Regions from separate parts of the Homo sapiens genome. Here region 1 is linked to region 2. The links are chromatin loops, found by intact Hi-C in ENCODE. Cell type or tissue: CD14-positive monocyte. All regions are shown on one strand. Each heading gives the region's core, and the rest is flanking DNA. Links, peaks and the distances in the headings are about the cores only.

Region 1 (14,716 bases), core at 1-8,000, 200 kb after region 2:
TTCCCTCCCTGACAGCCTTCTTTGACTCAGCTTCCTCTCCCTGCTTCATCTGGGGGCGGAAGGAATGGGCTCTGCTAGGCAAGGCTGGGGAATTCCACTGGGGCAACCCCCTGTCTTCCGCAGGCTGAATCTTCAGGGCAGTAAAGGGGACAGTAGCAGCCTCTAGAAAACAGCAGACATGGCTTTACTCTCTTCCTTCAGGACCTCGGGCAAATGTCTTACCACTTTGAAGTGTTTCCTCAGCTGTAAAAAAAAAAACGGGGGGTGGGGGGCTCTTTGTCCCTAAATTGATGTGAGGATTAAATGAGATCAAACATATAAAATGTTTAGAACACTGTAGGTTGTAAGTCCGCAACGGATGGTGGTGATTGGTTTTAATTACTAAGGCCAAGACCCAAGATTCAGGGCCAGGTATGGTGGCTCATTCCTGTAATCTTAGCACTTTGGGAGGCCGAGGTGGGAGGATTGCTTGAGCCCAGAAAGAAGGTCAAGGATACAGTGAGCCATGATTATGTCACTGCACTCCAGCCTGGGCAACAGAGCGAGACCCTGCCAAAAGACCATGATTCTAACTTGGAATCACCAAACCAGGTTATTGGGCTCTAAGCTGCAGTGTAACCTGGAGTAAATGCCTTCCCCTTTGTCAGCTTAGGATTCTTCAACTGCAAATTGGGGCAGGATATGGGGGAAAATAATCTATAGGAGCCCTTTCAGTTCTCCAGCCCTGCTCCATGCAGCCAAATCTCCAGCCCCAATTATCACACTTATGCCAAGCCTCCCTCCCAAGCCTCCCACACCAGCAGCCTCCCTCACTCCTTTCTTCCTAGCCAGCCGGCATCGGGCAGGGTCTATATTCACCTTCTTCAAAGCCCTATTTGGGAAAAACCTGCTAACAACTCAAAAAGTTGTATTTATTTATTTTATTTTATTTTTGGGGGGTGTAGTATCACTCTGTCACCCAGGCTGGAGTGCAGTGGCGTGATCTCGGCTCACTGCAACATCTGCCTCCCGGGTTCAAGCAATTCTCCTGCCTCAGCCTCCCGAGTAGCTGGTATTATAGGCGTGCGCCACCACGCCTGGCTAAATTTTTTGTATTTTTAGTAGAGATGGGGTTTCACTACGTTGACCAGGCTGGTTTCGAACTTCTGACTCAAGTGATCTGCCCACCTGGCCTCCCAAAGTGCTAGGATTACGGGCATGAGCCATGGCGCCCGGCCCAATAAGCTGTATTTAAAGGGCCTACTATGTGCCAGGCATTTTATATGCTTATCTAATAAATGAGACTGTGAGATGGAGATAATTAACTTCCTTTACAGAAAAGTTGAAGTTCTAAAGTTCACTAACCAATGAACATCTGCTTTGCAGTCACGAAGTCCTGGATTTCCATCCCGGCTCTGCCATTTTCCAGCTATGTGACCTTGGGCAAGTCACTTTACCTCTGAACCATAATAATAATAATGCATTTTTTGAGATTTACTGTGTCAAGCACCGTAATAAGTTCTCTATAAGCCTCTCGTTTCATCCTCACCACCTGTAAGGTAAGTTTAATGAGTATCCCTCCTGTTTTCAGAGGGGGAAACTAAGGCTCAGAGAGTTAAGGAATTTGCCTGTGATCACAGAGCGAGTTAATCCACAGAACTAGTGTTCAAGCCCAGAACTGCCTGGCTCTGAAGCTTTTCATCTTTATTACCATTTACAGGGAACTGTGATGACCCAGGTATAGAAGTGGGTAGGTGGATGCGGTGACAGGGGCAGCACATAAAACCTGGATGCTTCTCCTCTGGTCCCCTGCTACCCACTGAAGGTAAGAGAGGAGGCCCAGGCATTTAGGGAATCAGAGGCTAGGACAGGGGACCCAGGAGGAACTAGATTCTAGACTCGGGAATGTGAGGTCATAGAGTAATATGAGTTTAGAGGAACAGATCTTCCAATCTGGAGGATCTTCATCTGGGTGGCAGACACGGGCTTTTAGGAAAATCCGTTAACTACCCCCCACTTGCCATCAATGGTACCAAACATGACATACAATACATATCTATGTATGTATGTCACATAGCTCAAACTTAGCACTATTGGCACTTGGGGCTGTCGTGTGCATTGTAGGATGTTTAGCAGCGTCCCTGACCCCTACCCACTGGATGCCAGTAGCACCTCCCCCTGCCAGTTGTGACAACCAGAAATGTTACCAAACATTGCCAAATGTACCCTGGGTGAGTGGGAGGGGCAGACTCACCCCCAGCTACTGGTATATGTTGATTTTTCTATGTAAAGGGTCTAAAACTTTTATCAGATACTCAAACCATTGTTGATGATCTTCAGACCTTTTAAAGACCATTTACTCAACACATTCTAGTTGAGTTTTTCTAGGCCAATCATTATGCTAAGAATTGGGAATACAAGTAGTGACCAAGATAGCCTTTGTCTCATTGTTCATGGATCTGAGAGTTCAGCATGGGGAGAAATTGAATGAATAATTAATTACCAGAGAATCAGGCATCAAGAAAGGAAAGTGGATTTATGTATTCCAATTACCCTCATCATGCAATGAGGAAACTGAGGCTCAGAGTGGTCACAGAGCAAGAGCCTGCACTCTGGAGCCAGGCTGCCTAAGTTCAAATCTCAGCTCTGCCACTGACTTGCTGTGTGACAAGGGCAACTGACACAACATTTCAGTGCCTCAGTTTCCCCATCTGTAAAATTGGAGTAATAATAGTGCTTCCTTCATGGGGTGGTTGTAAGGCTCAAAGTGTTAGCAAATATAAAGTGCCTGGCACATGATAATAAGTGTTCACTGCTATGCTAATTAGGACCACCTTCAGGACAGCCGCTGTTTTTTACCAAATGGGAGCAGGGAGAGAGCAGCCAGGAAACCCAGATCTTGATTCCTGGAGTCAATCCAAATAAGAATCCTCCTTTTTTTAACATCCCCCCCAACTCCCATCAACTTCCTCCTTTACCTCCTGGCTCCCCAACCCCCATCAAGGGGAACTTGGACAGAGCTTGGCTTTCAACACTGCAGTGGCAGGAAGTGGTTCTGGTTACCACATCCCCTTCCCCACTTCCCCCAGCCTCTCTTTTTAATACCACAATAGAGTTTAGCCAAGACCCTGGGAGTGCAGGCAGAGAACAGCATATACCCTCACGTAGAGTCATAGCTTAGACTCTAAGCCCCTCACTGAGGTAGCTCCATCAGGATGGGGAGGGTGCTGACCCTGGAGTCCTGAATCACTAGCTGGATGACACAGCCCTGCAGGCCATTATTAATAACAGGCCCCCAGATCAGGGTCAGCCTCACGAGATGAGGAATCTGTCCCGCTATCTAGGATGGGGGAACTCCAAGCCTCTTTCTCCCAAACCTGCCAGAGAGGGGAGGGGCAGCCAGGCCAGAGAGGCTCTGGCAGGATGTGGAGGAGACACTGAAATCTGAGATGAAGTAGAAAGGTGTGTATCCTGCAAGACATTGCCTCAGGGGAGAGCATCACTCAAGTACCCCACCCCCAACCCACAAACACACCTGCCATCCCTAGCTTCAGGGGAATGGCAATTCCCACACTGACTCTTAGAGTCCCTATTAACACCAAGTCACACCTCCCACTTATCTGTACTGAGCACCGTCAGTAAGGAAGCCATAGGGCATAAATTTTGGAATCAGACCTCCTGGGTTCATATTCTACTACCTATCATTTATGGGCTGTGGGACTTTAGGCAAATCACTTTACCTCTCTGTGCCTCCCTTTTCTCATTTGTAAAGTGGGGAAAGAAGCAGACCTCATTTGGAGGTGTTGTAGTGGGGATTAAATGTGATTATACATGGCAAATTCTCAGCACAGTGCCTGGCTCTTAGCAGGTACACACACACACACACACACAGTTTAGCTATTATGATTCTATTACTCTAATGCTCTCATCTCAACTTTGCAAATTAACGTTCATACCCATGGCTCAGAGAAGTGCTTTAAGTTGCTCACGGTCACACAGCTGGTGAGTGACCAGCTGCCTAGGCCTTCTGACTCCCAATCCCGTGCTAAGATCAGGTCACTGGCTCTCGCAAAAAGGAAGTCCATGGGGGCAGCAGTCTAGGGGCAGGGAGGGGTGATTGCCCAGAAGCCAGGCTGGAGGAGTTATGTTTAGGAACCAACAGAGGGAACAGATGTGAGTTATTTGGCTGAAATCTGTAGGAAAGAAAAGTTGGAGATAAAAAAGGAAAATAAGAGTGAGGTAGCTGGTAGGGCAGAGAACAGTCAAGTGGAGGTTTTTTTGTTTTTTGGGGTTTTTTTTTTGAGTCAGGGTCTCACTCTGTCACCCAGGCTGGAGTGCAATGATGTGATCTAGGCTCACTGCAGCCTCCGCCTCTGGGTTCAAGCCATCCTTCGACCTCAGCCTTCTGAGTATCTGGGACTACAGGTGTGCTCCATCAAGCTCAGCTAATTTTTGTTTTTTTGTAGAGACAGGGTTTCGCCACGTTGCCCAGGCTAGTCTTAAACTCCTGGCCTCAAGCAGTCCACCCGCCTCGGCCTCCCGAAGTGCTGAGATTACATGCGTAAGCCACCGTGCCCAGCCTCAAGTGGAGTTTTATTTAAGGTGAGAAGTTCTTGTCTACAAGAAGGGATGGTGCTGTGCAGGGAGAGATGTGAAAATGGAGGTGAAAGAGAATGGGCCTGGGACCGGTTCCTTTGACACTGGGTTGCCCACTGGCAGGTAAGAATATGCTTGGGGTCCCAGCAAAGCAGGCGCAGTCCCAAAATACACATTTAAAATATTGATTTTGACCGGGTGCGGTGGCTCACACCTGTAATCCCAGCACTTTAGGAGGCAGAGGCAGTTGGATCACCTATGATCGGGAGTTGAAGACCAGCCTGGCCAACATGGTGAAACCCCGTCTCTACTAAAAACACAAAAATAAGCTGGGCATGGTGGTGCATGCCTGTAATCCCAGCTACTCAGGAGACTGAGGCAGGAGAATCACTTGAACCCAGGAGGCAGAGGTTGCGGTGAGCTGAGATCGCGCTACTGCACTCCAACCTGGGCGACAGAGCGAGACTCCGGAGACTGTGTCTCAAAATAAATAAATAAAATAAAATATTGTTTTTGATATTTGGAAAAAATCCTCAAAGTAGCCAGCTTGGGAAAAAAAAATCAGTTCTCTATTGTTCTTTTTATGAAGTCATTTCAGGGTTTAGTGTTGTTTTACTTTGGACAACAGATGGGAGGGGCACCGTATTTTCAGTAATCACAGCCACTAAAGGTGTAAATCTGGTCCTGCTCACAATGGGGAAGAGGTGGGAAGAGGACTTAATCTTTGAGAAATCCAAGGTTAAGCATTCAGCGGGGGCTCAGTCCCTGCTGGACAAATGGATGGAGAGAGCCCTGGGGAATGGCTCAGGAGGGAGAAGTCCATGTGGCGCACAGGGAAACCGGCACATATTTTGACCCTTTTCCAAGCCTGGGTTGAGCCTCTACTCTCGGCCCAGCCCACTTTCTCATACATCTTCCAGTTCAATGGTTCTCAAACTGTAGTCCCAGGACCAGAAGCCCCTGCAGCACCTGAGAACTTAGAAACACAAATCCTCCCCGCCCCAGAATGATTGAATCAGCAACTCCGGGGTGGGGCCCAGAAATCTTTGACCTAACAAGCCAAAGTTTTTGTTTGTTTGTTTGTTTGTTTTTGACACAGAGTCTCACTCTGTCTCCCAGGCTGGAGTGCAGTGGCACGATCTCGACTCACTGCAACCTCCACCTCCCGGGTTCAAGCGATTCTTCTGCCTCAGCCTCTTGAGTAGCTGGGACTACAGGGGCCCGCCACCATGCCCGGCTAATTTTTGTATTTTTTAGTAGAGACGGGGTTTCACCATATTGGCCAGGCTGGTCTTGAACTCCTGACCTCGTGATCTGCCCGCCTCAGCCTCCCAAAGTGTTGGGATTACAGGCGTGAGCCACCACACCTGGCCCTTTTTTTTTTTTTTTTTTTTTTGAGACAGAGTCTTGTTCTGTCACCCGGGCTGGAGGGCAGTGGCATGATCTCAGCTCACTGCAACCTCCACCTCCCAGGTTCAAGCAATTCTCCTGCTTCAGCCTTTTGAGCAACTGGGACTACAGGTGCTTGTGGCCATGTCTGGCTAATTTTTGTATTTTCAGTAGAGACAGGGTCTCACTATGTTGGCCAGTCTGGTCTCGAACTCCTGACCTCAGGTGATACACTGGCCTTGGCCTCCCAAAGTGCTGGAATTACAAGCATGAGCTACTGTGCCCAGCCCAGCCAAGTGATTCTGATGCATGCTCAGTTTGCCACCTCTGCTGTAGTGCAGCTTCATCCCTACGCTGATAGGGAGGGCATTTGACCCCATTTCCAGATGAGGAAACTGACCTTCAGAGAGATGAAGCCACTTGTCCAAAAGCCACACAACTCATACCAAAATCAAGTGGGAATCTAGGCCTTTCTGACTATATAAAGTGGGTGCTTCTCACTACAACATTATAGCGGGGGGTGATGTTCAAGTATTTAACAACCAGGTCCTCAGGAGCCCTAACTAATCAGAACTGATTATGTCCAGGGTCTGGGGAGATGGGGAGGGTGATGCTTTGAACTTAGAAAGTTCAAAGCAGCCCCAGTTACAAGTGGATGGGGAAATATGTCAGTATTTTATTTTTGAGACAGGGTCTTGCTCTGTTGCCCAAGCTGGAGTGCAGTGGCACAATCACGGCTCACTGCAACCTGTGCCTCCCAGGCTCAGGCGATCCTCCCAAGTAGTTGGGACCACAGGCACGCTCCACCACGCCTGGCTAGTTTTTGCAATTTTTATAGAGATGGGTTTACCATGTTGCCCAGGCTGGTCTCAAAATCTTGAGCTCAAGGGATCCATCTGCCTCGGCTTCCCAAAGTACTGGGATTACAGGCATGAGCCACCGCACCCAGCCATATTTCAGTATTTTTACAACCAATGCTGCTATACCAGTGCATACTGGCTGCACACCAATCCTCCAGTCCCCTTCCTAGAAGGAGGGTCTCCTGAAGCTGGCACCGGGTGGTGGGCCTGCAGCTAACAATAGCCCCAAAGCAAGCACAGGTATAACAAGTGTCTCGTGGGAATCCTGTTCAGCAATGCTTCTCAAATTTGATTGCACATTGGAATCACTCAGGATTTTCTCTTGAATACTGATGCCTGACTTTCACCTCCCCTCCTGTAGATTCTGACTTAATTGGTCTAGGGTACAGCCTGAGCGTTGGGAAATTTTTTAAGCCTCGGTGATTCTAATATGCAGGAAGGGTTAATAACATTGCTATACCGGGCCCCGGAACCTGTAAGAGTCTCCAGATTAAGAACGCCTGGTTAGTGTCAGTATTTCCTAAAGCCAGGGACTTTTAAAAAACAAAGGTTCTCAAGAGATTCTGGTTTAGTAATCAGTGTGATCTGGAAGTAGATGTTAGCAAGCTCCTTCGGTTTAGAAATCACTGATAGGGACAGCCGCTGCTGGCTGTGTTCACTGAGAGGTTCAGAGATTCTACCCCCTCTCTCCCACCCACCCCCAACATAGTTGAAGCAATTGAGAACACTTTGCCAGGAAGTATCCAGAACCAATTTCCGCAGCTCTTCCTTCCCCTGTGCTGCGGAGACATTGCTTCAAAGAACACGCTCTGTAAAAGAGCCCAAGACACCCTCCCCGGAGAGTCATTTCTGACTGTGCTGCTGCAGAGCCCCAGGGCTGCAGGCTGGGCTGGGCCTGCTCTGATTGCCTGTTCTTCCCATTAAACCTGGGACACCCTCATTTAGATGCGATCTGCATACATTTGCATATTAAATTCCAGTGCCCCCTCCCATTCCTCCCACCCCTGTGGCATGTTAGGGGAAAACAAAAACTAATGTATTCACAAAGCCTGCTGAGATGTGTTCAAACCTGAACTTCACGCAGCGCTGGGACTTTGATACACCTGAAGCCGGGGGTGCTGGGATGCAGGGAAGATGGCACAGTCTCTGCATGGATGCAAGGAAGGCCAGCGGAAGGGAAGCACTCGAAGCTTCCCAGGGTCTGGAAGTAGCAGTTCCAGCCCAGCTCCTGATGAGAGGCGATGCGGGATTTCTCCAATGGGAAAACACGGGGAGCACATGGAGAGGGGGCGGGTGAGATTCATGGGGGGCCTGGTTTGGAGACCATCCATAAGGCTCTCTCAGCTCCAACCATGGGCTCCATAAAGAGGCCAACTAGGTGACAGCTGGTACAGTGGAAGGGGCTGGATGCTGGAATCTGGCATACCTGGATTTGAATTTGCACTGTGTGACCTTGGGTAAATGACTTTCCCTCCCTGAACCTCAGTTTCTTCATCTTTGTAATGGGAGTTAAAATTAAGCTGATTATATGGTCATGGGAGTCATGTCTTTAACCAATCATGGAATTATCTTTCCCAAGTCCCTTCTGAGATTGGGAAGGAATCTGCTAATGAGTGAGTCTTGGAGGGTGGAGGGGCTCCAGAAATCTACACCTGCATGACAAACGGCCTCGAAATTTAAAGGCTCTGAAACAATTTATTGTGACTGTATCTCACTATTCTGTGGGTCAGAAATTTGGACAGAACACAGCAGGGCTGCTCCTTCTGCTCTATGATGCCTGAGGCCTCAGCTGAGGGAGTCAGCTGGTGGCTCAGTGTGGACTGGAAAGTCCAAGGTGTTTTACTCCCATTCCTGGATGGATTCATCATGTTTTTATTTTTTATTTTTTGAGTCAGAGTCTCACTTTTTCTCCCAGGCTGGAGTGCAGTGGCACGAACATAGCTCATGGCAGCCCCTAACTCCTGGGCTTAAGTGATCCTCCCGCCCCAGCCTCCTGAGTAGCTGCTACTACAGGCATGCGCCACCACACCCAGCAAATTTTTTGTTTGTTTTTGGCAGAGATGGAGTCTCACTGTGTTGCTCAGGTTTGTGTCAAACTCCTGGGCTCAAGTGATACTCCTGCCTCAGCCTCCAAAAGTGCTGGGATTGCAGGTGTGAGCCACCACGCCTGGCCTATTAATCGTGTTTTTTCTTTTCTGTATTTTATGATGCTTTGACATCCAGGGGCCTTATGGACCCGAAAAGGGACTGCCCCTCCTAGGGATAGCTAATTCCTAGAGATGGCAATCTTGCCTGGGAGCACCTCTTAATGTGCAAACCAACCAATCTTGATTCCATAACCCCCATCCACCTCCTACCTCCTTTTATCAGCTCCTGCAGTTCAGGATGCTATCCCCCATTCTAGATCATCCTGCTTAGGTACTAGACAACTAGGGACCACCCCTATAGCCCAGAACCCAAGGGAATTGTTCAAGCTAGCCAGTCCTAAACCCATCCAGCTTGTCTACCCTGCCTTGCCTATTCCTTCCCACCAAAATCACAATGAAGACTCTGGCCCACACTTCCCCCTTCCTCCTTCTGCCTCCTGACTGATGCTGGTACTTCCCCATGTGGCCCTGTGTGACATGGCATGCCCCCTCCTCTTGAGAACTGTGGTTAACCAACTGTCTTTCAATGACAATCATCTCCTGATCTGTTGGCCTCGCCATACCTGAATAAAAACAAAATCCCAGGTACAATTTAAAACATGGGGGTCAGCCGGTGCGGTGACTCATGCCTGTGATCCCAGCACTTTGGGAGGGCGAGGTGGGAGGATTGTTTGAGCCCAGGAGTTTGAGACCAGCCTGGGCAACATAGCAAGACCACCATCTCTAAAATAAAAAAGAAAAATATGTATATAAAACACTGGGGTCTTGGCAGAGCTAGCTGGAAGGCTGGGCTGTAGTGTGCCCTTCTCCCTTCCCCACGTAATCTCCATGTGGTCTCTCCAGTCAGTCTTCTTACGGAGTGAGTGACTCAGGGCTCCCAGAGACCAAGGCAGAAGCTGCCACTTCCCTTAAAGTCTGGGCCTGAAGCTGGCATAGTGTCACATCCACTGTATTCTATTGGCCAAAGCAGTCACAGGCCAGGAGAGGAAGATAGAGCCCAATTCTCTATCTCCTGTGATATGAAAGGAGTATCACAGAGCATGCAGCCATCTTTAATCTTCCAGGGATGGAGAGGTATCCTCCCACTGGAAACCTCCCCCGGGCATCAGGGATGCAGACATGTGACTGGGTTTGGGCCATAGGATGCTCCCCCCAGATCTCTGAATCTTAGGAGACTGCTGGATTGATGTATGAGCAGAGCCCAGCAGTCCTGAGGGTCCTCCAGGGTCAGTCCAGGCTGACCCTGCTACGCGTTCCTGATCGTGCCCACTGTGGGCCAGTCTCCCTCGACACCAGCTCACCTTCCAAGCTTGGCCTTGAGCCTTCACATCGCTGCTGTGAGCCTCCAGAAATCTGTTTAGTACATTCCTTTTTGCTTAAGTTAGCCTGAGCCAGTTTTGCTTATTTAAAACCCAGGGCCCCCACTAATACAGGACCATTCTCTTCCTTCTCCTCACTCCCTGAGTGCCTGGCTTTAACGGAAAGCACCACTGGCCTCATTTCCTAAAGCCCCCTGGGTAGCACCTGCCGAGGTCCCAGTGGCACCTCCAATGTAACCTGGTCCAAATCCAGTCCTCCCCAGCCCTGCTCCTCCCTCTGGGCCCCTCCTCCAGCTTCCTATTCATTCCCAGGCCTTCCCAATTTCCAAATCACCTGTATGGCATCCGATAGCCCCCCACAATGACATTCAAGTAACTGACAACCTGGACAGTCCTCTTTAATCCAGCCCCTCTGTATTTATTTGCTTGCATGGGCTGCCATAACAAAGTCCCATAGATGGGTGGCTTAAACAACAGAAATGTATTTTCTCATAGTTCTGGAGGCAGAAGTCCTAGATCAAGGTGCTGGCAGGGCTGGTTTCTTCTGAGCCCCCCTTCCTGGGTCTGTAGATGGCCGTCTACTTTCCTTGTCTTCGCATGGTCTCCCCTCTGTGCATGTCTGTGTCCTAATTTCCTCTTCTTAAGGACGCCAGTCATATTGGATTAAGGCCCATTCCCATGACCTCATTTTAACTTAATTACCTCTTTAAATACCCTATCTCCAAATACAGTCACCTTCTGAAGTGCTAGGGGTTAAGGTTTCAACACTGAATTTTTTGAGGGGAACACAGTTCAGCCCAGGACACCACCATCCTCTGCATTCCCACTGCCTCTGCCTGAGCTTCAGCCTTGCCACCTCTCTCTCCTGTTTTTGCAATAGCTCAGCCCCTCTAGCACCCAGCATCCAGCTCCTTATTGCCTCCAGAATAAATGCTGAACTCCTTAGCCTGGCATCCAAGGCCCTGCTGAGCCTGACTCCAACCTGCTTTTAAAGTCGTCATTGCAGTGAGGGCCAGGAAAGATGTGAATGTTGTCTAACGGCTTGCTACTCAAAGTGTAATCCACGGACCGGCAGCATTGGCATCACCTGGGAGCCAGTCAGAAATGCAGAATCTCGGGCCAGACCACAGACATACTGAATCAGAATCTGCCTCACCTGCATAAGATCCCCAGGTGACCTGATACAAGGCAAAGTTTGAAAGTTTACAGATGACCAGGCATGATGGCTCATGCCTGTAATCCCAGCACTTTGGGAGGCCAAGGTGAGAGGCCTGCTTGAGTCCAGGAGTTTAAGACTAGCCTGGGCAAGATAATGAGACTCCCCTCTCCCTCCTCCTTTCTCCACAACAGTAAAAAAAATTAGCCACATGTGGTGGCATGCACCTGTGGTCCTAGCTACTCAGGAGGCTGAGGTGGGAGGATAACTTGAGCCTAGGAGGTCGAGGCTGCAGCGAACCGTGATCACACGACTGCACTCCAGCCTGGGCGACAGAGCGAGCCCTTGTCTCAAAAAAAAAAGAAAGTTTGGCCAGGTGCGGTGGCTCATGCCTGTAATCCTAGCACTTTGGGAGGCCGAGGCAGGCTGACCATCTGAGGTCGAGACCAGCCTGGCCAACATGGTGAAACCCCATCTCTACTAAAAATACACACACACACACAAATTAGCTGGGCGTGGTGGCGGGCGCTTGTAATACCAGCTACTGGGGAGGCTGAGGCAGGAGAATCACTTGAACCTGGGAGGCAGAGGTTGCAGTGAGCCTAGATGGCGCCACTGCTCTCCAGCCTGGGCGACAGAGCAAGACTTCATCTCAAAAAAAAAAAAAAAAAAAAAAAAAATTGCTGGGCGCGGTGGCTCACACCTGTAATCCCAGCACTTTGGGAGGCCGAGGTGGGTGGATCACCTGAGGTCAAGAGTTCAAAACCAGCCTGGCCAACATGGTGAAACCCCGTCTCTAATAAAAACACAAAAATTAGGCAGGCATGGTAGTGTGCACCTGTAATCCCAACTACTCGGGAGGCTGAGACAGGAGAATCGCTTGAACCCAGGAGGTGGAGGTTGCAGTGAGCCAAGATCGCGCCATTGCACTCCAGTCTGGGTGACAGAGTGAGACTGTCTCAAAAAGAAAGAAAGAAAGAAAGGAAGGAAGGAAGGAGGGAAGGAAGGAAGGAAGGAAGGAAGGAAGGAAGGAAGGAAGGAAGGAAAGAAAGAAAGAAAGAAAGTTTACAGATGGTAAGAAAGAAAGTTTACAGAATGGCATCCAGAGAGGGACTCAAAGGATCAGGTTTCACCTTGTTGGGCCAGAAACTTGACTTTGCCCGGACAGAACCACCTCATTCAGAGGAGTCTGAGACGCACAGCAGATGACAATTCTGAACAAACAAATAAACTTGGCTATTAAGAATAGCCCAAGGCTAACAAGAATTCCAAATTCACAGGTTAAGCAAATGAAAAGGTTGCCCAAGATGGCTCCCTGATGGGTTCTCAAATTTCTCATTTCCATTCAGCAAACATTTATTGAATCCCTGCTGAGTGCTGAGCTGGGTGCTGGGCGCAGGGAATTCAAGGAGATGTGAGCTTTGTCCTGCAGGAGCTCACACACTAGGAAGGAAGACAGATCACAAAGAGACACAGTGAATAACTGGTGTATATGCCAAGGGCACCCACCCACCCACGCTCCGGGATCCACGCTCCATCCTGAGCTTCGGTTCTTGAAATACATCAAGAACTCTGGCTTCTGAGCCTTTGCACTATCCATCCCTCCTGCCTCAAACCCTTCCCACGCTTCCCCTCTCTGCCCTCCCTCTTTGCCTGGCTAAATCTTATTCATCTTTTATATTTCAGCTGAGTTGTCATTTATTCCAGGAAAATGCTGCTGACCACCCCAACCTGGGAAGGGGGCTTTTTCTGTGCTCCCATGACTCCCCTCAGCCCACCACTTCCCTTACTGAGACATTTTTCATCATTCAGAGTGAATTTCCTGTTTATTTGTCTATCTGTCCACACAGGCTGAGAACATATCATGGGTGCAGGAAACTTATGTGCTGTGTTCACTATATTCTCAGGTATTTCTTCTCTTTCTTTGACAGACAGGATCCTGCTCTATTGCCCAGGCTGGAGTGCAGTGGCACGATCATGTCTCATTGTAACCTTAAACTCCTAGGCTGAAGCAATCCTCCTGCCTCAGCCTCTGGAGTAGCTGAGACTTCAGGCATGAGCCACCACGCTCAGCCTTAGGTATTTCTTAAATACAAACATAAGAGTGGCCGGACGCAGTGGCTTACACCTGTAATCCCAATATTTTGGGAGGCCAAGGTGAGAGGATCACTTGAGGCCAGGAATTCAAGACCAGCCTGGCCAACATGGTGAAACCCCCATCTCTACTAAAAATACAAAATACCCCATCTCAGCTGGGCGCGGTGGCTCACGCCTGTAATCCTAGCACTTTGGGAGGCCGAGGCGGGCGGATCACCTGAGGTCAGGAGTCCGAGACCAGCCTGACCAACATGGAGAAACCCCATCTCTACTAAAAATACAAAATTAGCCGGGCGTGGAGGCACATGCCTGTAATCCCAGTTACTCGGGAGGCTGAGGCAGGAGAATCGCTTGAACTCAGGAGGCGGAGGTTGCGGTGAGCCAAGATTGCGCCATTGCACTCCAGCCTGGGTGAAAAGAGCGAAAACTCCATCTAAAAAAAAAAAAAAAAATACCCCGTCTCTACTAAAAATACAAAAAAAAAAAACCTAAAAAAAAAAAAAATTAGTGGGGTGTGGTGGCACTCGCCTGTAATCCTAGTTACCCAGGAGGCTGAGGCACGAGAACTGCTTGAACCTGGGACGCAGAGGTTACAGTGAGCCAAGATCAAGCCACTGTACTCCAGCCTGGGCAACAGAGCAAGACTCTGTCTAAATAATAATAATAATAAGAGTAATACTAGTCAGCTCTTTTTGAGCTCATATTGTGTGCCAAGCACTGTCCTAAGTATTTATGTATAATAACTCATTTAACCCCCACAACTACCCAGTGAAATGGGTGCTATAATTTTTCCCATTCCGCAGATGTAGAAGTACAGAGAAGTTAAGTAACTTGACCAAGATTACACAGCTAGTAAGTGGCAGAGAAGGGATTCACACCCAGGCAGTCTGGCTCCAGAGTGCATATTGGAAGACAACATTATTCACTCCATGGGGGAGGGGTCAGAGGTCAGGAAAGGGTTCAGCAGGAGCACTACCTGGGCCGGGTTTTGGAGTGTGAATAGGAGTCTGCCATGTGGAAATGGAGGAGTAGGGCTTTGCAGATTTGACAACCTCCAATCTGGGCCCCGCCTGTCAGTGCAAAAGCATTTCCCTGAAGGGCAAATGTAAAGCAATTGACAGCACTCCAGACACTAACCAACTAGGCTTAGACAGGGTGAATGCTGGGTCTGGT
Region 2 (16,151 bases), core at 5,228-13,227:
CATCTTTAGCTTTACCAAATAAAGCCAAACTGTTTTCCCCCATGAGGAAACGCACATGTCCATTGTACCACATCCTCACTGACTCCTGGTACTGTCACGTTCTTTGATTTGTGTTAATCTGGTGAGTGTCTACTGGTAACTCATGCTGGTTTTCATTCATACACTCACTAGTCCCTCACACATTTCATTTATGCGACAGCCTGGCATTCTGCCAGGCACTGGGAATGCCTGATGAATAAGAGATGTGGTCCCTTTCTTCCAGCAGCTCATACCCAAGAGAGAGAATAAACAGAAAATGAGAGTAAAAACGCAGTAATTCTAACAATGGGATAAGCTTGGGGGCCAAGGGAGCACAGGAGCAGAGCCTGGAGGTCTGGGAAGGTTCCCTGGAGGAGGTAACATTCAGTGAGACTAGAAGGCAGAGCGGGAATTGGGAAGGCAAAGGCAGAGAGGAGGACAGGGAGAGGGGATGCCTGGAGGTGAGAGAGAGTGAGTCAGTTGCAGAATCACAAGAACTTCAGCAAGGCTGAAGCTAGAGATGGAGTGGGGATTGGAGGATGAGGCTGGAGAAGCCAGAAGGGGCCAGGCAGTGTTTTGTAGGGCAGGCCAAGGGACTTGCACAACTCCATCCCAAGGGCAATGGGGAGCTATAAAAGGGATTAAAGCAGGGGAGTGGCATGTTCATCTCGTGTTTCAGAAAGTGCCCCACCCCGGCTGCTGTATGAGGATGAATCAGAGGCAGCCACTCCACGCAAGGGTTACCAAGACCTGTGGAGCCCCCAAGAGACACATCCCCACAGACCCTGCTTCAGCTAGGCTGGCCCATCACTTAGCAAGTCATCCTCACCTCGACCTCAGCTCTGGTTGGAGAGCAAGCTGCAGCCTCCATCCCATCTGATCTCATTCCTTCTGGTTTCCCCTCTGCTCCTCCCCTCCAGCCACACAGCCATCTTGCCATTCTTCCAACATGCCAGGCACAGCACCCACCTCAGGGCCTTTGCACCTGCTGCTCCCTCTGTCTAGAATACTCTTTCCCAAATATCTGCTTGGCTCGCTCCCTCCCCACCTTCTGACTTTTGCAGAAATGTCATCTTCTCTGCAAGGCCTTTCTAGATCAGCCTATTTAAAACTGCGCAACACCCTCATCAGCACTCCCACACCTTCCCTGCTTTATCTCTCTCCTAAGTACCTATCACCATTGGACATACCATATGTTTCACTGATGTGATTGTTTAGTGTCTTTCCCTTTCTATTAAGAGGAAAGCAACATGAGAGCTGAGATTTTGGTCCATTTTATTTGTTGCTGTAACCGCAGTGTCTAGAACCGCATGATGTCTGGGGGCATCATAGGTGCTCAATGTATACATTGAAATGAAGGAATAACTACCGTTAACATCAACAGCAAAATCACTATGAAGCCCCACCATTTTAACACAATTTATTCTATTTCTTGAGTAGCTACCAAGTGCCAGGCACTGTACTAAGCATGTTACAGGCGTCATCATCTAAGTTAGTTGCCATAAACACACAGCTGTTAGGAAGGCACCATCGTTATTTATTTCCATTTTACAGAGGAGGAAACTGAGGCTCAGGGTTACACAGCTAGGACTGACTCCGGAGTCTTAGCCTTTATCACTGTGCTCCTCTGTCCCTGTCACTGGCTAGGTAGGGAAACTGAGGCCCAAAGAACTGCAGGCATTTTACCAAATCAACCAGTGAATAAACCCAAAGGTCAGAATTTAAACCCTCCTTTTGCACTGCCACCCAAACTTCTGCAGGGGACATTCCTCTCCCAGCCCCCATTCTGGCCAAGCTGAGAGCCCCTTTCAGGCACTGTCCTCCATAGAGGCTCACCTGGGCCCCCTTGTCCCCTCCCCCACTGCTGGCAGAGGCTGGGGAAGGGGCTGCCTTCATCCCTGCTCATGGCCGTGTCCCCCACAGAGATGTACCAGTTCAGCATCCAGGAGTCAGCCCCCATTGGAACGGCTGTGGGACGTGTGAAGGCTGAGGACTCAGACGTGGGAGAGAACACAGACATGACTTACCACCTTAAGGACGAGAGCAGCAGCGGCGGCGATGTGTTCAAGGTCACCACAGACAGCGACACTCAGGAGGCCATCATCGTAGTGCAGAAGGTGCAGCTGCCTCAGGAGGAATGGGGGAGGCAGGCCTCAGGGGTGGGAGGATCAGGGAGGCCTCTGGGCAGCCGAATACCCCCACCTCACTCCACTCAATGGATTAGTTCTCTCTAGAGGTCCAGGACCAACCTGGAAAAACACTGATGGTATCATTCCCCTTTTGCAAACCAGGCATAGAGAGGTGAAGTGACCTGTCTGAGGTTGCACAGCTGGTTCTCAGAGCCAGGGTTCAATCCAGATGGGAATCCACACCCTCAAACACTCTGACGTGTGCTTCACATCCTTGCCAGCCTCTTCACACTCCTCATTGCCTTTAATCCTCATATTTCCCTCTGAAGCTGAGGTTACTATCCTCATTTTTATAACTGAGAAAATAGATGCTGAGAGAGGTAAAGGGGCTTACCCAAGGTCACACCTGTAAGGCACATGGTAGAGATTTGAACCCAGGTCTAGTGACTCCAAAGCTCTTTCCTTCCTGAGTCTAACAGCCTTCCTTGCCCACTGGCTGGCCCAGGAACCAGAAACTCAAACTGCAAACTCAGCGATCCCTAGGGAGGTCAAATAAAGAGGCAAAAATCCATCTTCCAGGATTTGGTCAGGGGCTTGGCAACTCAGGGCTGCAAAGGCCATTAAGACCACCCACTCCGACCCCACTCTCCCATGGGAGGTCTAAGTCCCCTGCACTGGCCCACAAGTGGTCATAGGCCTTTGTTTGTATATCTCCAGCGACAGAATGCTCACTTTCTGCCACTGTCCAGCTCTTCTTCCTCCCATTCAGCCGGCATCTGTCTCCTTAAATCTGTGCCTATCAGCCTGAGCTCTGCCTTCCAACATCTGCCCTCAACAGTCCTTCTTTTGCTCAGCAAGCACATAATGACCCGCTCTTTACCTGGCATTGAGGGCTTGAGGATAGACAAAATGCCCAGTTCCTTCAGCTCCTTTCCAGAGGATAATAATATAATAGCTACTACTTGTGATAAAGTGCTTGCCACATGCCAGGCACCCTTCAACTACTTTCTGCGTATTAACTCATTTGATCCCTTCATCAACCCTCTGAGATGCTGTAATCGTTCATTTTATAGATGAGAAACTGAGGCCCCAAGAAGTTCGGTAACTTTCCCAAGGCCATGCATCTAGTATCGTTCAGTAGGGATACGGGCTCAGGGGGTCCAGCTCTAGAATCTCCCTTTTTTAAGCACTAGTGATTTTCAGTCTTTTGATCTCCGTTCATCCTTAACTGTTAGATGAGCCCATTTTACAGATGGAGAATTGGAGGCCCAGAGAAACCCAGCTTCACAGAGCAGCAGAATCAGGCTTCAAACTCAGCCCGGGGACTCCAGCACAGCATTTGCTCTCATCCCCTGGGCTGCTTAATCTCCCCCACCCCCAGCTCTCAGGCCCCCTCCTGCCGCCCACTCCAGCAGTGGCGCCTAGGGTGTCTCTGCGGAGTCGGTGATGGCTCAGGGAGCAGACTGATGGCCTGGCTCCAGAGTCCACCACTCACTCCTAGGCCAGGCCACCGCCTGCCTCCCTGCATCCTGATTTCCCAGGCAACAGGCTGGAGGCAGGACACGGCTGTTTTTGCTGCTGGAGAAGTCGGGGGTGGGGGATTCTGAGAGCAATGGGGGGACCCCATACACAGGGTAGGCACCTGCCTGTGAGTCTCCTGGAAGGTCACTCTTGCCAATCAGATCGCTCCCCCACCATGTAGCTGAGGTCCCTGCAGCTCCACGACATGGCTTTTTCGTTGCTATAGGCAGTGTCTTTAGACGGTCAGAGCTAACACACAGCCATGGAGCTCATTCATCAGAGGGTCACCCATTAGCACCCCCCGATAAGAAGCACAGGCTCAGCATGGATTTAGCCAGATCTCAGAGGAAAGCTCTAAGGCAGCCCGGCTTATCGGGCTCAACTCACATTAGTTGCTAACTCCTGCATACCAGGGAATCCTGGCTCTGCTAGGGACTCACTCACTGCCCGGTGACTTGGGCAAGTTACTGAGCCTTTCTGGGCCTCGTTTTCCTCATGTGTAAGATCAGATCATAAGAATACAAGCCTCTTAGGGTTGATGTCAAGTTGAGTTAATATACTTAAAGCACTGGCACACAGTAGGTGCTTTGTGTTCGTGAACTAAACTAATGAAATATGCCGCCAACACTGCGCTGGGAAGCAGGAAGTTTGGGTGCTCAGCGCGTTAGCCTGGAGTGGCTGTGTCCTTAGGCAAGACTGTCCTCGAGGATCCTCAGTTTCTCCACCCGTAACCCACCGGGTTGGTCTGGGTCAGTTCTGCAATGCAGCCCAAACATCCCTGCCGCCCCTGCTGAGACAACGTGTGACCTTGGGCCAACCCCGCCTGCCTTGGCCTCCCTCGTGAAGGCCTCAGTGTCCACCAGACCCCACCCACTAACCGGCCCTCTGCTCCCTCCCGCAGCGCCTGGACTTCGAATCCCAGCCCGTGCACACCGTGATCCTGGAGGCCCTCAACAAGTTCGTGGACCCCCGCTTCGCCGACCTGGGCACGTTCCGCGACCAGGCGATCGTGCGCGTGGCCGTGACCGACGTGGACGAGCCCCCCGAGTTCCGGCCGCCCTCCGGCCTCCTGGAGGTGCAGGAGGACGCGCAGGTGGGCTCCCTGGTCGGCGTGGTGACGGCGCGGGACCCCGACGCCGCCAACCGGCCCGTCCGGTGAGACCCCCGCCCGGGGCCGACGCCTGCTGCCTGCTATCCCGCCATCACCCCCGCGGACAGACTGCGGGCAGAGGGGAGGAGGGCTGGGGCGGGCAGGGCCGAAGGAAGGGGCTGCGTGGGGGAGGGAGGCGCGGAGAGAGGCGCACGGGTGGAGAGAAACAGGCACGGAGCCAAAGAGCCAAGGAAGCAGATGTGAGAACAGTCAATGAGACAGGCAGGCGAGCCAGGCCAATAAGGGAGAGAACCAGGAGGGACAGACACAGAGGCGGGCACTGCACTGGCGGGGTCTCCGCGCTGCTGGCTGCAGCCACACTGGCTCCCTGATCTCTCGACTGGGCCATCCCTGTGCCCAGGACTCCCCCAGTCTTCTCCCTGCACCCCCTTCCCTCTCATCATCTCCCTTGGTGTTCCGCTAGACACCTCAAACTTAAGTTCAGAACTGGGTTCCTGGTCTCTCCATCAAAAGAAAAAAAAAACCCACCAGTTTGCCTGCCGTTATCTCCATCTTGGGAATGACAGCTCTATCCTTCCAGTTGTTTAGGTTAAAAACGTTGGAGGCATCCTTGCCTCCTCTCATTCTCTCATGCCTCCCTTCAATCCATTAGCGAATTCTGCTGTCTCTACCTTAAAAATGGATCCAGAATCTGACCACTTCTCACCACCTCTGCTGCTACCACCTTGGTCCCGACCACCGTTTTCTCTTGCCTGGAGTATTGCAGTTGCCTCCTTGCTGGTGTCCCTGATTCTGTCCTCACCCCTCTTTAACCTAGAATTGTTGCAGGAGCCAGCCTGATCCTGCTCAAATGTGAACTAGAGCCTGGCCCTGCTCTGCCCAAGCCCTCCAAAGACACCTACTAGGCTCAGAATAAAAGCCCAAGCCCTTACAATGACAGCTCTGGCCTCCCTGAACCTCTCAGACCACACCTCCCTCTCCTTTCCAGTCCACTCTGCTGCAACCACACTGGCCCCCTCACAGCCTTGCAAACACACCACGCTCATCTGCACTCTGGGCCTGTGCTACAGCGGATCCCTCGGCCTAGAACGTTCTCGCCCTAATAGCCCCCATAGTTCGCTCTCTCACTTCCTCCAGGTCTTTGCTCAAAAGTCATCTTCTCAGTGAGACCTTCTCTGGCCACTCTTCCTAAAATTTCAACTCCACCCCAACCCTTAGCCCTGACTCTTCCTATCCCCTGTCTTCCTCTGCTGCTTCCTTATTACCTTTCATCACCATCTGACATGCTACCTGCTTTTCTGATTACCTTTTTTGTCTCTCCTACTGAAAGGTAAGCTGTCTGAGGGTAGGGATTTACGTCTATTTGTTCACCACTATACCCATAGGGCCTAGCCCAGGCCTCAGCACTCAGTGGACACGTGCTGAATATGTGGTGAATTAATGATATGTAAAAATAGAGGCCGGGTGTGGTGGCTCATGCCTGTAATCCCAGCACTTTGGGAGGCCGAGGCGGGCAGATCACCCGAGGTCAGGAGTTTGAGACCAGCCTGACCAACATGGTGAAACCCCGTCTCTACTAAAAATACAAAATTAGCCGGGTGTGGTAGCGCACACCTGTAGTCACAGCTACTCTGGAGGCTGAGGCAGGAGAATCGCTTGAACCCGGAGGCAGGGGTTGCAGTGAGCCGAGATTGCACCATTGCACTCTAGCCTGGGCAACGAGAGCAAAACTGTCTCAAAATAAATAAATTAATTAATTAATTAAAATAAACTAAAAAATAAAAATAAAGACTGAAAAAAGAGGCAGAAAAACAGACTCACAGAGATGTAGAGAGACCAACAATGAGAGGAAGAGACTGGAGAGAAAGAAAAGCCCATAAAAAGAGGACAGGAGGGACTGACCTGGCAATGTGGAAACAGAAGGGCACCTTGGAGAGGAAACCAGAAAAGGGAAGAAATAGACACAGACACAGGCAAGCCAGAGGCAGAGCAGGGATGGGGCAGCTGGGGTCCCTGGAAGGGTCTGGGAGCTGTAAGTATTGGGGAGTCTCTGACAGTAGCCTAGGCTGGAAGATGTTCAGATAGAAGAGGGAAGAAAGGCTGTAGAAGAAACTGATCCAGAGGAGGAGGTTAGGGGCTGGGGGGATGGCCAGTGTTAGAGGGATGGGAAGGAGGCACTGGGGCTCCCTGATTCATTCCCAAAACCCCTGTACCTATTCAATGAGTAACCCCTGAGCTGACTATGAGCCTAGCCCTGTGCTGGGCATTGAGGAGAGGGGGAGGGAAAGTTTATTTGAGGACCTCTGCATTGTGCAACTCCAGAGGGCAACGTTCCGTCATTGTCTGTCTGAATGGCTCTATCAGGATTGTGCAGTGCACAGCCTGTTCAACCTTACATGGCAGCCCTAAGTGAGACACACAGATGCTATCCTGCTTAACTGTTCATGGATTCTCAGACTGGGAGATAGCCCCAGGAGTCTGGGAAGACTTCTGAAGGAGGCAGGAATTGACCTGACCTAGGTATCTGGGTATGGTGTAAATATCAGGAGAGGCACATTCCAGACAGACGAACAGCTTGTGCAGAGGTATACAGGCAGAGGAGTGGTTGGTGTGCCTGAAGAAGAGCAGACTGTGATCGCTACAGGGGGCCGGGAAAGATGAGGCACAAAAGTGAAGTCTAACAGGGCCTCAGAGGCAGGCTGAGGAGCTCAGACTCTGTCCTGAAGCCGAGAATGCCCACGCTACTTTCACTACACTCGCTGCCAATGCCATCCTGTCACTGCCTCTGAACTCCTCCACTCCCTTCCACCCGGGCTGGTGGCATAGTCTCTGAACAACCCCCTTGGCCTCTGGCCTGGGCCCAGACCTCTCCAGGAAGGGCACTGTCACCTCTGTTTGTCTGGGAGTTGAGGCCCAGGGAGGGGAGGAGGATTCTGCAGGCTCTCCCAGGGAGGTAAGAACACGGAGCGGGAGGCGAGTCCTTGGCCCCAGGTCAGTCCTCCCATCTGCCAGCTCCCCTCCTCTCCAATTCCACTCTCCACACCCCCTCTCAGTCCTCTTCCTCCTCCCCGCTTTGGCTCCCTTCCCTCCTGCTTTTATCTGCACTGAAAGGGCCAACTTTGAAACCTGCTTCTCACCTTCTTTCATCTCTCTTTGCCGGCCCCTTCCCTGGGGCTCCTCAGATGTGGAGGCAGTGAGGAGCTGGAGACTGGTCCAATTTAACACCACAAACATTTACCCAGCTCCTCCTCCATGCCAGGCCCTGAGCCAGGCCTGGGGACACCAAGATGACTCAGCCAAGGACAGAACTGGGGTGGAGCTCCCAGACTGTGGGGTACAAAAATGGAAATGGGAGGCCATTGAGGGTCTGTGGGAGACAGAGAAGGGGTCCTCACAGGCCATGTGTGCTGCCAGAGTCCAGCTCGCTCTAAGGGTTCCATTCTGGCAGCACCTGCGTTCTCAGGGTCACAGGCTTAGGCAGCAACTCCGCATTGAGTTGTGCCCGGCACTGTTCTGTGCAGTGAGGAAGCAGAGATGATAAAACAGGATCCCTGCCCACGTGGAGTTTGCCTTCTCCTGCAGAGAGACAGACAGCAAATGGTTAAATGGAATAACTGCTGAAAGCACTATGAAGAAAATAGAGTGATAGGATAAGGAGGGATTGGGGCCACAGAGGGCCACTTTGAATTGAGTGGTCAGGGATGTGACACATGAGCTGAGATCAGAATGATGGGGAGCCATCCATGCAAAAATGTGAGGAAAAGCATTCCAGGTAGAGGGAACAGCAAGCAGAATGGCCCTGAGGCAGGAACAAGCTTGGCGTGTCCCTGGAAATGAAGACATGAGGTGGCATCCTGGGAGACTTTGCCTAGCATGGTTTGCAGGGCACAGTGAGTGCCTGGAAATTATAGGAAAGCAGACAGTACAGAGAGATTTTTTCTTAGCATCTGCACTGGAGATAGTAGAAGGTGCCTCATGTTACTACATTTACCCTTCAGAGGGTATTGTACTCATTTGACAGACGAAGAAACTGAGAGTCAGAGAGGGGAAATGACTTCCCAAAGCCACCCAGCTCAAAAGGGGAAGCACCGGGGTTTGACCCATGACTCACCACTTCCTGAATCCAGCCTTTGGCCATTTCACTCCTGCTTCTTACTCTCCTTGTGGTTAGTGCAGTTCCTAAACTGGTGCAGCGTCCTCCCCTGTGCACTGGCCACAGAGATGATGGCCTCAGACATGGGCCAGTGGGAAAGCTTGGCCCGTGTGAACGAATCCAGTGACAGGTCCAGGTCCAAGTGGGCTTGGGCTGAGGCAGGGGCTTGAGGAGCTCCAGGGAGGGGTGAGTAGTTTATGCACCAGGAAGGGGAGTGACAGAGGTTTGCCCCAAAAGGCCCCTGCAAGGGGACGAAGAGGACAAGGCTTGGAATGGGGAGAGTGTGCCCCAGGTTGGAGTGATGGGGAGGAGAGATGGCAGGGACAGAATCATGGAGCCAGGAGGTTAAGTTCAGGAGCAGCGAGACCAGCTGGACAAGCTCACGACAAGGGACAAGGGAGCACTTGGAGACAGGCTGCGAAGGACATTGAATGCCACATGAAGAAGTGGGACTTTATCCTCTAGGCAGTGGGAAGCCTTAGAAGGCTTGAGAAGGAGGCAGGAAAGTGCTCAGATGGGCCCACCTCTCAGTTAGGCAGGTTTGCAGATAGACTGGCCATTTATCAGCCCAGCCACGTTCCTACCTAGCCCCATTGTGAGTCTCCTTTGATCATCAAAAACAGCTAGTCCACACTGCAGCAGAGGAAGCGAACACTTCCTTTCTCCACCCAGCACTCCACAGTGTGGTGCAGCAGAAACTGCAAGGGCTTTGAAATCAGAGGAGACCTGGGTTCAAATCCCAGCTCAGTTGTGGAGTCTTGGGCAAGTCAATGCACCCCCTCTGAGCCTCGGTTTCCCCATCTCTAAAATAGACATCATAATAGTATGTGCCTCATTCATAGGTATTAAATGTCTACCACATACCAAGTTCTGTGCCTGGTGCTCTCAGGGTTGGAAGAAGGATTAAGTGCTTAGCATATAGCAGGCCCTCGAGAAATGGTCATTACCATTTTTCTTGGTGGTCTGCACACCCATTTTTTCCCTTTCATTCTGCAACTAGTGTTAACCACATACAATTTTCCAGGCATCATGTGTGGGCTTTTCTGTATATGCCTAAAGGGAGTGGGGGAAAAGAGTCACAGATAGGGTGGAGTGAGCAGAAAGGAATCCCTTGGTTGGGACAGTGGAGCAGGAGGCAGGCTGCTTTGTTTTGGAAGAGGCTCCCGAACTACACCCCGACACACACACACGAGCAGCTTGGGCGGCAGCTGCATCATTCAGTCAGCTGCTCGTATGTTCATGCACTCACACACAGGCACACCAGAAAGCCTGTATGTGCATAAGCCTGCAGCCTTCCCTATTTATTATGCCTGCATGCATTATATATGCACATATTTATGTAGAGGAAAACCACACGTGCACCCCAGCCAGGAAGCAGCACCCTCCCCATTTTCTCCACCCTAACCTTGACAACAGCAGCATTTTGTGCTGTTGCTAACACAGAAATGCTAGCAGGTGTACCTGGCTGGCTCCTTAAGAGGATGCTGTTAGACCTCCGGCTCTGAACAGACATGGGAGCTTGGCTCTGCCACTAACTAGCCCTGTGTGACCCAGGGCAAGATACCTGGCTTCTCCGAGCCTCAGTTTCCTCCTCTGTAAAATGAGAGTGATGACAGTATCTGAGGATTCGAAGAGCTCATGATACAAAGTCTTGCTCAACAAAGAAAAGTAAGAGCTAGTCTGTACACCAAGAACCATCTTAAGGATTTCTTGGTAGTCACTTGTCCGAACCTCACAACCAGCCTGTGAGGTAGGTATTACTATCTCTGTCTCTCTCTCTTTTTTTTTTTTTTTTTTTTTTTTTGAGACAGAGTCTCACACTATCTCCCCAGCCAGAGTGCAATGGCGCGATCTTGGCTCACTGCAATCTCTGCCTCCCGGGTTCATGCAATTCTCCTGCCTCAGCCTCATGAGTAGCTGGGATTACAGGCACATGCCACCACACCCAGCTAATTTTTTGTATTTTTAGTAGAGACGGAGTTTCACCACGTTGGCCAGGCTGGTCTCAAACTCCTGACCTCGTGATCCTCCCGCCTCAGCCTCCCAAAGTGCTGGGATTATAGGTGTGAGCCACCCTGCCCGGCCTACTATCTCCATTTTTAAGAGAAGGAAACTGAAGAACAGAGAGATTAGGTGACTTGCCCAAGGTCACACATCTAGGTTTCAAACCTAGGCAGATGGGCATCAGATCTGCACCCCTAAGCACCATTCCCAGGCCTCCCTTGCATGTGTGGGTGCACACACACACGAGCTGCCACAAACTCATATTCTCTCCCTATTCCCCCAGCCTCACCTGTTCTAGTTCCCCTTGCTGCCCTTCAGGTTGTTGTCACCAAATGAGAAGTAGGACTGCAAAATTTAAGCAGAACCTTCTAGACCCACAGCTTCCTCCTGTCCTTCTCAGACTACTGTGTCCCTACATCTTACCTCCCCGCCCCCAGGCATGCAAGCCACACACTGGGTTGGGGGGACTCCTGTGTACTCCCTGCCAGACATCTCTGAATAATAATTACAGTGACAATAGTTCCCATTCATGGAGTAATTTTCCTGGAACTCAGCTAGGCACCTTACATGCGTTTCATTCTCCCGACAACTTACAAAGTAGGATTATCATCTCTATTTTGCTGGGAATTAAAGATGGAAGTGACTTGCCTGGGGGCAATGCAGACCTGGATCCAGACCCAGGGCTGAGCTGCTGCCTCTTGAGCCACTGCTCAACTATAATGCACAATCTCACACACACAGGAACACCACTCACATATTCACGCCACACAAAACACACACTGTCCACCCACAACACAGACCAAATACACAACCCATGCGAGCACTACACGTGAGCTGCACAAGCTTCGCCCCCACCCCACCCCTCCACCCCTAAGTTTGCCAGGCCACAGTCCCTGCCACACACTGCTTCCTCCCACCCCTCCCTGCTTCCCTCCCTCCCACTCACTCTCTGGCTCCCTGAGCTGGAATAAAAACACCTGGGCTCAGCCAGCCAAACTGACCCCCAGCCCCAGGTCTTTAGCTAGTTAATGGCGGGTCCCCGCTGCCCCCGCCCTATGGCCTTAGGAACAGCTGCCTCCATTTAGATTCCAGCCCCTCCCTTCCCCTCGAGGAAAGAACAAAAGAGAAAAACAGGGCAAAGGAGAAGGAGGAAGAGGAGGAGGAGGAGCAGCAGCAGCATGGAGGGAGGAGAGAGGAGACAGCTCTGAGCCAAGAAGGGAGGAGAAACAACAAGAAGGCAGTTGGCATCCTCCCATCAGCCCGGCCTCTCGCCCAGCCCTGACGAGGGATCAGAAGCCCAGGCTATGTCATGTCTCTGGTCCTCTCCTGGCCTCTATCCTCCAACCTGTAGAATGGGAGGAGGTCTCCAAAGTTCTTTCCAGCTGAGCTGATGATGCTCAAGAGCCTCCTTCAACCTCCTTTGGACTCAGATATCTGATGGGGCCAGGCTGGGGCAAAGGGGACCCTGAAGCTTCATGCATCGAGGATTTGGCTGGTTCAACTTTGGATGGGCTGTCGGTCAGGCTAAAAAGAACTCTGGCGGCCGGGCATGGTGGCTCACACCTGTAATCCCAGCACTTTGGGAGGCCGAGGCGGGCGGATCACAAGGTCAGGAGATTGAGACCATCCTGGCTAACAAGGTGAAACCCCGTCTCTACTAAAAATACAAAAAATTAGCCGGGCGTGGTGGCGGGCGCCTGTAGTCCCAGCTACTCAGGAGTCTGAGGCAGGAGAATGGCATGAACCCAGGAGGCGGAGCTTGCAGTGAGCCGAGATCGCACCACTGCACTCCAGCCTGGGTGACAGAGCAAGACTCCGTCTCAAAAAAAAAAAAAAAATTAAACTCTGGGAGAGAATCCCCAATTTGGTTTCAAATTTCAGTTCTGTGACAGAGTCGCTGTACACCCTTGAGCAGGGCATCGGCATCACTAGCTCATTGTCACCTTTGTATAAATAAGAAACAGGCCCCCCTTTGATACTTCCTGGTCTAGGACACGTGGCTGGGCAAGCAGAAGGCTCGCTGGAATTCACCCCTGCTTCCCCACTTCGGCCTGGTATCTTTGTGCATGACACAACCTGCACAACCATACTTGGCAGCTCTAAGCTTGGCAAGTTTCCTCTCTGGACCTCAGTGTCTTCATCTGTAAAATGGGGGAGATCACATCAGCCTCATAAGATGCCTGACCGAGACCTCTTCTATCTCACTTGCCACTTTATCCCCAGAGTCTAGCACAGACCAGCACAGAGAAGGCACTCAATTAGTGTTTAGGGCATAAAGGAATGAATGGAGGGATGGTTGGGGGAGAAGCAGGCTCCAAACTGTTAGGTGCATGCTAGGGAGGAATTATAATCGTGGGTCTGAACCTCCCCACGTACTTTCGCCCAGGCTAGCGGGACTCAAGGTGGCCAGGGGCAAGAAGAATATGGGTTTAGCAGTTTAGGAACAGTATGGAGCATTAAACTGGGGGTTCAGGGGATCGGCTTATAATGCCCACTACACCCATAGGCACATCCCTTTATAGTTTGCCATAGGCATTCACCTCCAGGACAGTAAACATGAAAAGCATAAGGACTGTCCTGTATGCCCGCCCCTCCTCTAACACCACAATGTGGGGTGAGTAGGAGTCATCCTCTTTTTCAGGTGAGCAAACAGAAGCCAAGGAGTGACTTGCCCAAGGTCACACAGGTAGAATCAGTGGCAGAGGATTCAAACCCAGCTCTGACTGCTTTCAGACCCACGAAGTCCCAGTGGGTGTCAATATCCCCATTTCAGAGATGGGGGAGTTGAGGCCCAGAGAGGTTTGGCAATGCAGCCAAGGCCTCACAGACGGGTCATCTCAGGGCTCTGGGCCCCAGCAGGCAATGCTTCTGGGGTCCTCCCCTCCCCACTCTGGGAGACTACAAAAAGGCCCCTTTCCTCCTGCCTGTGGGAGGGGCCGGGTGGCTGCGCAGGGGCCCCTCCTTACCAGGCTGCTTTGTCCTGGCGCACAATGAGCGCTTGCTTGGCATTCGAGGCCTTTGTCCGCGCGCAGCCTCGCGGCGCCCCCACCAGCGTTATCAGCATGGGGAAGCGGAGGCCGGAGCTGGCGAGGCCTCTCTGGGCCGCCGCCGCCCGAGACATGTGTTGGACACGGGCCTTTAAGGCCTGGAGCCGCCACACAAAGGCCCGGGAAGAAGGCGGAACAAAGGGCTTTTTCACGCGGCAACGGAAAAGCTGCAGATTAGCTCGCGCGTGCTGCGCAGGCGGGAGGAGCCGGCGGCCGTGTCCCCAGGCCCCCTCCCACGGCACTCGCCCAGCGCGTGTCCCTGGGCGTGTCCACGCCGCGGCCCCCAGAGAAGCCTCCTAATGCCACAACTGCCCCCCTCTCCCCTGCTCAAAATTCCCCGTTGGCTCCCCAGTACACGCCAACTGTGCTGTGCCGGTGTGTTCTGGTGCCGAATTCTCCCCACTTCCCGGTTCGAACCATTTTGCAGTGTTTGCCATTTCTGGGATAATTCTCAGCCGCCGCGCCTTTGCACCTTCTGTTTCCCCTGCCCAGAACGCCACCCACACTCCCGGTCTCTGCCTTCAAGCTCAGTTCCAGGGGCACCTCTTAGGGAAAGATAAGAATCGGCAGGGTGCAGTGGTTCATGCCTGTAACCTCAACACTTTGGGAGGCCAAGGCGAGCGGATCGCTTGAGCTCAGTAGTTCGAGACCAGTGTGGGCAACATAGCGAAACCCTGTCTCTGAAAAAAAAAAAAAAAAAATTAGCTGGGCGTGGTGGCACGCACCTGCAGTCCCAGCTACTCGGGAGGCTCAGTGAGTCAGGAGGATGGCTTGAGCCCAGGAGATGGAGGCTGCAGTGAGCCGTGATGGCACCATTGCACTCTACCCAGGGTAACAGAGTGAGACCCTGGCTAAAGAAAGAAAGAAAAGAGGGCCGGGCGCGGTCGCTCACGCCTGTAATCCCAGGCACTTTGGGAGGCCAAGGCGGGCAGATCACGAGGTCAGGAGATCAAGACCATCCTGGCTAACACGGTGAAACCCCGTCTCTACTGAAAAATACAAAAAATTAGCCGGGCGTGGTGGCGGGCACCTGTAGTCCCAGCTACTCGGGAGACTGAGGCAGGAGAATGGCGTGAACCCGGGAGGCGGAGCTTGCAGTGAGCCAAGATGGTGCCATTGCACTCCAGCCTGGGCGAAAGTGCGAGACTCCATCTCCAAAAAATAAGTAAATAAAATAAAATAAATAAACAAAAAAGAAAAAGAAGGAAGGAAGGAAAGAGAGAGAAAGAAAGAAAGAAGAAAAGAAAAGAAAAGAAAGAAGAGAGTATCAGTGAGTCTAACTGTGCCAAGCATTTTGCCAGCTTCCAACCCTCACGACAACTGCAGGTACAAATTATTAGCTCCATTCCAACTGAGGAAACTGAGGCTCAGAAAGGTTGAGGGCTGCCCATGGTCACAGCAGCTACCCGTGCAAGTGAAATGCACACCCAGTTGCTTCCCGCTCCTCCTCGGTCGCAAGGGGTTTCTCTGCCCCTTGTGTGTGTCCAAGGCAGGCGGTCCCTCTCTTGGAGTGGGGTTGGGAGAAAAGGACATGGGCTCCATTTGGCACTGGGGCACCTTCAATCAGCCCTGCCCTGCCCCCCGCAGGTACGCCATTGACCGCGAATCAGATTTGGACCAGATCTTCGATATCGATGCGGACACAGGCGCCATCGTGACTGGCAAGGGGCTGGACCGCGAGACGGCCGGCTGGCACAACATCACAGTGCTGGCCATGGAGGCGGGTGAGCTGGGCGCCACGCCCCCTCCAAGGGCAAATATGGGGCCCAGGAGCAAAAGCTGAAGGGAGGGGCCAAGGGCTGGGGGCAGGGCCAAGGCAGCCCTGTCAGTCAAAGCCCACGGGGGAGGGGCCAAAGGTTGGGGATGGTGCGAAGAGAAAGAAACTAGACAAAGATCTCACAGCGGTGAAGGCGAGGGCAAAAGCTGATGGGTGCGAGCAAAGATCCAGCAGGGTTGCAAGTCAAGGGAGTAGGGCTGGTTCCAAGTCAAGGGGGTAGGGCTGGTCTCAAACTAGGCTTTCTTCTCTCATCATTAATTGAGCATCTGCTACGTGCAAGCCCTGTTTTAGGGGTTGGGGATCCAGCCTTGAACATGACAGAAAAGCTTCTGTCCTCATAGGGAGAACAAGACTATCAACAGAGAGAAAGCACGGACATAATATGTCAGGT

Evidence for each region. Hi-C counts contacts between places; a loop is a spot of excess contacts. Peaks named below come from ENCODE experiments on the same cell type or tissue, not always from the same donor. Only the 100,000 strongest peaks of a DNase experiment are listed, where the experiment ranks them.
Region 1: it touches region 2 in a loop (2.9-fold over the local background); 2 of 110 quality-filtered maps call a loop at or near these places.

What each region holds. Positions count from the first base shown.
Region 1 is chr20:45,993,684-46,008,399 of GRCh38, reverse strand. No RefSeq gene overlaps it. Among named protein-coding and RNA genes, the nearest start is that of MMP9, 7.9 kb to the left of the region's middle. RefSeq lists enhancers at 3,085-3,736, 3,737-4,388, 12,477-12,984. In CD14-positive monocyte, for the core only: no CTCF peak of the experiment used is centred there; DNase peaks (open chromatin) are centred at 69, 1,869, 3,009, 4,029 and 2 weaker places; H3K4me3 peaks cover 3,893 bases; H3K27ac peaks cover 3,262 bases; H3K27me3 peaks cover 1,906 bases.
Region 2 is chr20:46,198,979-46,215,129 of GRCh38, reverse strand. CDH22 (cadherin 22) reads left to right here. Exons shown (of 12, transcript NM_021248.3): 6 at 1,942-2,135; 7 at 4,570-4,823; 8 at 15,571-15,707. LOC124904916 (a long non-coding RNA gene) reads right to left here and starts at 10,269. Exons shown (of 3, transcript XR_007067611.1): 1 at 8,891-10,269; 2 at 7,917-8,355; 3 at 2,358-2,686. RefSeq lists a silencer at 6,886-7,180 and an enhancer at 8,941-9,020. In CD14-positive monocyte, for the core only: no CTCF peak of the experiment used is centred there; DNase peaks (open chromatin) are centred at 7,079, 8,059, 8,889 and 9,579; H3K4me3 peaks cover 3,766 bases; H3K27ac peaks cover 3,290 bases.